Linked DNA regions of Homo sapiens: region 2 is linked to region 1. The links are chromatin loops, found by intact Hi-C in ENCODE. Cell type or tissue: Caco-2. All regions are shown on one strand. Each heading gives the region's core, and the rest is flanking DNA. Links, peaks and the distances in the headings are about the cores only. Region 1 overlaps SHROOM3 (shroom family member 3). Region 2 has its middle 42 kb from the start of SOWAHB.

Region 1 (2,847 bases), core at 348-2,847:
GAATCAATGAGCCAGTTTTTTCATTCACAACTTTCTTCTTGCCTAATTTTGATTTTAGAGTTTCAAAATTGGGTGACAGCTGCTTTCATTTCTCAAAGAAAATGAACACAGTCTTGTTTCATTAGCTAAATTGTCAAATCCACACCAAGGAGAGGTTCTAACTCATATGTAGGATAACATTTGTGATGAAGCAACAGGAATCTGATTCCCACTAAATCAGTAAAGTTCCCACTGAAAAGGCCAGTTGATTAATTTCAGTCAGGGCAGAACTTAAAATTACTGGCAATGTGTGATAAAACTGATTCCTTTTGAGGAAAAATAATTAGTGCAATTAAATCTGAATAAGTGCATAACTTGTTTAAAACAGATCTAAAAAAGAGTAAACAGGGAACAAAATCTGTATCACAACCTTGGGGATTATATAAAAGTAGTGGAGACAGTATAAACTTATATAGCTAATAGAATAAATATGACAGGACTTTCAACTTCTGAGGTTATTTTTATTTTTAAATTTAACTTCAATTTCTGTTTATTTAAATTTTAAAAATTATTCAGATTATTAAATTCATGTTAGTCTTATTGTGATCATAACAGTAGGAACTGTACAGATGATTGGTAGTGGCTCTCAAATGTTAAAATACATCAGAATAACATGGGAAACCTGCTGAAATGCAGTTTCCAGCAGACTTGGTTTTGTCATAGCAATTGGTATTTTTAACAAGCATTCCAAGGATTCTGATGCAGATCGTATCCTGACCACACTTTGAGAAACCATTATTTAGTTTCTGAATGAGCTCCCCATTAAGAAATGTGAAGTTTTATTTAAAAATTAATAAGACAACCCTTTCTGATATTAAAATGGTCTTTATCATTTTATCCTATGCATCCCAAAGAGTTAAGGCAGCAGGAAATACTTTGTTCCCGATAATATATTCCTGTGTAGAAAAGCCCCTTCACATTCACTTGACCACTTTTTATACCTTGTAGGAAATGAAGTTATTTCTGGCTGTAGTTATTCCTTTTTCTAATAGTAAGGTGAATAAAATTCATGTTGTTCTAAAAGGAAAATAATAACTCCAACCTAACAATGAAGCCAGCACTACCATGGACAATTAAACTGAAGAGAAGTAAATTTGGAACCACATAAGAATAAAAAGCCAACATTTCCTTGGGTATCCAGAGACCCAGTATCTTAATAAGAGATGCCTGAATAACATACAAGTTTAAAGGTAGAGCTTAAAGCATATATTTACCATTTAAACTCATGAATTATTTTAGATGAGATATTAACAGTGGAGGAATAGGAAAACTGGGATGTCCCAGGTTGTTTCTCCTTTATAGCTCCCTCAAAGGACCTCAGTTAAGCCCACACTCCTCACCTTAAAAGACAGCCACTGATTCTTAGGGGTGGACCCAAACTTGTTAATCTTCTAGTCTGGAAACCAGCTGTGCAAAACAAACCCTAAAATGTTCCCATAGAGCAAAGGAAAAGATGTTTGGTTTCGACAGCATCTGGTCTCATAGAGAAACTCAGGCACTTTCACTGTGGATCCTCCCTTCATTCTTTGGGGTTAAGTGGCCACCGCAAGAAACAAAACAGCATGAGAAATGGCTGAGTCAACCAACATGTAGTGACATGCCCAGGAACTTCTCAAGTGGCCCAGGAAGTGGAGGCCTCCTGATTTTCTCGCAGGACATTGTCCTTTCCTGGAACCTTGCGGGTGGCTGGAGTATCTGCATTTGGAGTATTGCAAGATTATCTCACCTGAGTTCTGACCAGAAGTGTATCTCCAAAATTATCACATCCACAAAGACAATTATTGACTGTGAGCAAACATTCTCAGTGACATCACGCGTATTCTGAAACCCTGACCAACAACATGCTCCTTACTGTTCTCATGGTCTTGGCAAAGGATACTGTTGGGAGAAAGAAGAATGGTTTCTACTGTAAATGAGTTTTTAAAAATAGTGGGAGAAGAATGCAAAATAGGAAAGGGATAAATACATAGATTTCTAGCTAAACGCATTTAAAAGGAAACTTTGAAAATTTGGTTAGTGATTTCTTTAAAGTACAGAGGTCAAGTCCTATTACAATAAATATCACATCCACCTAAAAATTAGATTTCAAAGTCTCACTTGGTGCCTTACCCATTTCACATAACAGAACAAAGTTTCCACATAATGAAAGAATGGACACAATCCTAGGAGTGTCACAAGCTTTCAGATGTTTGTGGCATGCCAAGCAGCATTGCCTGTTACTGTGCTGTGGGAGTCAATTACTTTTATGTCTATAAATTAGAAAAGTGGCTGGGTGAAGTGGCTCATGCCTGTAATCCCAGCACTTCTGGGACCAAAGCGGAAGGATCCCTTGAGCCCAGGAGTTTGAAACCAGCCTGGGCAACATAGCGAGACCCCCGTCTCTATAAAAAATCAAAAAATTAGCCAAGCATAGTGGTGCACACCTGTGGTCCCAGCTACTTGGGAGGCTGAGATGGGAGGATGGCTTGAGCCTCAGAGGTTCAGACTGCAATGAGCTGTTATCGCACCACTCTGCACTCCAGCCTGGGCAACATAGTAAGACCCTTTCTCAAGAAAATAAATAAAAATTTTTGAGAAAGACTGAATATGTAAAATGTTCCCCAGTCAAATCCCGAAAAATGGTCATCTCGAAGAGTGTTGGGAACTGGGAGCCCCCTGGATTCCTCTGAGGAATTTCACTAAGAATAACTGTAGACGTTTGCTGGCTGTCTTCCACCTGGCTTGGCTTGTGAGGGCTCATTCAGTATCAGCAAGACACACAGGTAGTTACTGATGGAGTTAATTTCAGGCTCCCATGTTGGCCTAAGA
Region 2 (2,924 bases), core at 169-2,668, 74 kb before region 1:
CACTCTGTCACCCAGGCTGCAGTACAGTGGTGCGATCTCGGCTTACTACAACTTCGGCCTCATTGGTTCAAGTGATTCTCCTGCCTCAGCCTCATGAGTAGTTGGGACTACAGGCGCACACCACCATGCCCAGCTAATTTTTGCATTTTTACTAGACACGGAGTTTTGCCATGTTGGCCAGGCTGGTCTTGAACTCCTGACCTCAAGCAATCCACCTGCCTCAGCCCACCCCAAGTGCTGGGATTATAGGCATGAGCCACTGCGCCTGGCCCTGTTTCTTTATTAGGAAAAAAACAGAGATAATCATTCCTCAGAGAATTGTAAAGATCAAATTACACACACACACACACACACACACACACACACACACACACTTCCACTGAAGAAACTACAAAAAAAAATACAAATAGGATTGCAACTGCTGTGCCCACTATTAGAAAGGCTGTAAGTCCCTCTGCATTCTATCTGATGGGAATCCAGTTATGTGAATCCATCTCATTGTTTTTGGATATACAAGCAGTTTATCACTTTAGATAGTATTGATTACTGAAAATCCTCTTACCCTAGAGTCCAAACTGTAGAAAACTGGGAAAGCCCCTTTGTCTCCCTTTGCTGTAGAATGAAGGATAAATCAAGAATTTGAGGCAAAGAGCAGGTAAGTGATTTGTTTAAGGCTATGCAGCTGATAATTTACAGACTCAGTATTGATTCCCCAGCCAGACTGACTTGCTATTTCAGTTATGTCATTTTGTCTCGCAAAAGACCAGAGAGTGGGAATAACAGAGTGCTTTTGGTACAACTTGTTCTTCGTCATTTGTATTATTTTTAGAGACAGTGTGGAAAGATGGGTAATCTGACCCAAAGCCATAAGATACAAATAATATTTTGTTTAGAATTGAAGCGTTATTAGTCTCAGCTTAGTGAAAATAAGCCAGGAACTTACTTATCTTTAAGAAAAAATCCTATTAGTTTATTGTAGATTTCAGACAAGATTGAAGCACCCTTACAAAGCGGATTAGGAAATGTTCCCAGAAATCTATACTACTAAGCTGTTTCCAAGATCAAATTACTTGCTTCCTTTCAATGTATTATTGTTTATTTTATTTCTCAGTTTGCCAAGTATGTCTTAGAGTAAGTTTTTCAGGGATACTACAAAGTTGTAGATTTTCTGGGCCCTTACATAGTTGGAATGTGTTTCTGTTGCCTTCATGCCTGAACCAAGTAGACTCAGCTGGGCATAGACATTTGGGTTACAAACATTTCCCCATTTAAGACACAGACATAGTTCCGTTTGTTAACATAGAGTTGCAACATTTTACAGGTTCCAGAGAAAGGATCTGTATAGATTACAAAAGGACCTCAGGCTGCAGTTTAGGTGTTTTAGATGCTTCTGAGGGCATCCACTAGTGTCTTTTAAAAACCTACTGACTAGTGACTCTGCACTGGAGGGTATGGAAAGAAAGCTGGAAAAAGGATCAGTTTCTATGGCAACTGGATAAAGCCTCTTGAATAAATTGCCCTCCTTTTATTGCAAGTTCAGGTTCAAAGGTCCCCAAAGTACAAAGATCTGAGGTCTAGACTCCTGCCAACAGTGGAAAGGCATGCAGGCTGGGGCCCAGTCAGACTCAGAGGAACATGACAGCCCGAAGTTTATTAACCCTTGCAGTGGACATTCCAAGGCCAATAAATGCCAGAATACTTTAATAAGTCACATCTATTTCTATGACATAATGAGTGCATATTTCTCAGTAGACTGTACTGCAACAATAATAATAGCTAGTGTAAGATAGTAACTGTGATATCATTCCTGTTTTATAGATGAAGGAACAAAGACAAAGAAAGGACAGATCATTTGCCCAGGGTTACACTCTTAGCAAGTGGCGGAGCCTACAATAAAACTGATTGAAGCTGAAATCAAATAATTTGCTTCTCCCCCCACATTATACTGACATGACAACGTGGTACAGCTTCGTCAATGTAAATTTCTTTAAAGTTTTGCTATTGTATTCCCTGTGAAAAAGAGAGTTTGCTGATTCTGACCATAAAGAACATTGTAGAAAATGTTTAGTGGGCACATTCATGAATACACACGTTGATTATTTGGCTTGAGGTAATTGGACAACCCTCTTACCTGGGTTCAACTGCTTTTGCACCTGCTGTTACATCACTTTTTTCTTTCATGACTACTTCACTTATTTGTAAACACAGTTCTTAACATTATATGTACTGTAAGAGAGTTTAGATGAGATAATCACTCAAGTTCCTTCCAACTCTAAAATTCTGTGATTCTGTGTGATTAGTTGTTAAAGAAAGGTGTTATGCCTATTAAAATCATCAAAATAAGCTGAAGTGATAAAAATATATTGCATGTCATGAGAGGAAACAGCTGTACTCATATATTATGTAATTCATTTGTTAAATTTTTTCTTGAGAGCAGTTTGAGTATGTGTATGTGTGTTTGTGTGTGTGTACATGCGTAGCTATAAAAATCTGGCATTTCTGGCAGGGCGCGGTGGCTCACGCCTGTAATCCCAGGACTTTGGGAGGCCGAGGTGGGTGGATCACAAGGTCAGGAGATGAAGACCATCCTGGCTAACACGGTGAAACCCCGTCTTTACTAAAAATACAAAAAAAAAAAATTAGCCGGGTGTGGTGGCGGGCACATGTAGTCCCAGCTACTGGGGAGGCTGAGGCAGGAGAATGACGTGAACCTGGGAGGTGGAGCTTGCAGTCAGCCGAGATCATGCCACTGCACTCCAGCCTTGGCGAAAGAGCGAGACTCCGTCTCTTAAAAAAAAAAAAAAAAAAAAAAATCTGGCATTTCTATTTTTAGGGGCTTATGTCAGTTAGAAACGCTTTTGACCACAAATAACAGAAAACCTGACTTACACTGGCTCAGACATAGAGAGGTTTCTAATTCTGGC

The links. Hi-C counts contacts between places; a loop is a spot of excess contacts. Peaks named below come from ENCODE experiments on the same cell type or tissue, not always from the same donor. Only the 100,000 strongest peaks of a DNase experiment are listed, where the experiment ranks them.
Region 2: a loop joins it to region 1, with 2.5 times the contacts of the local background. A loop is called at or near these places in 3 of 110 quality-filtered maps.

What each region holds. Positions count from the first base shown.
Region 1 is chr4:76,780,886-76,783,732 of GRCh38, reverse strand. SHROOM3 (shroom family member 3) reads right to left here. Exons shown (of 11, transcript NM_020859.4): 11 at 480-2,847. All of the region lies in intron 1 of SHROOM3-AS1 (SHROOM3 antisense RNA 1), which reads left to right. Among named protein-coding and RNA genes, the nearest start is that of SHROOM3-AS1, 20 kb to the left of the region's middle. RefSeq lists enhancers at 1,503-1,797, 1,531-1,900, 1,032-1,991, 1,031-2,230. In Caco-2, for the core only: no CTCF peak of the experiment used is centred there; a DNase peak (open chromatin) is centred at 1,672.
Region 2 is chr4:76,855,045-76,857,968 of GRCh38, reverse strand. No RefSeq gene overlaps it. Among named protein-coding and RNA genes, the nearest start is that of SOWAHB, 42 kb to the left of the region's middle. RefSeq lists a silencer at 2,923-2,924. In Caco-2, for the core only: no CTCF peak of the experiment used is centred there; a DNase peak (open chromatin) is centred at 1,598.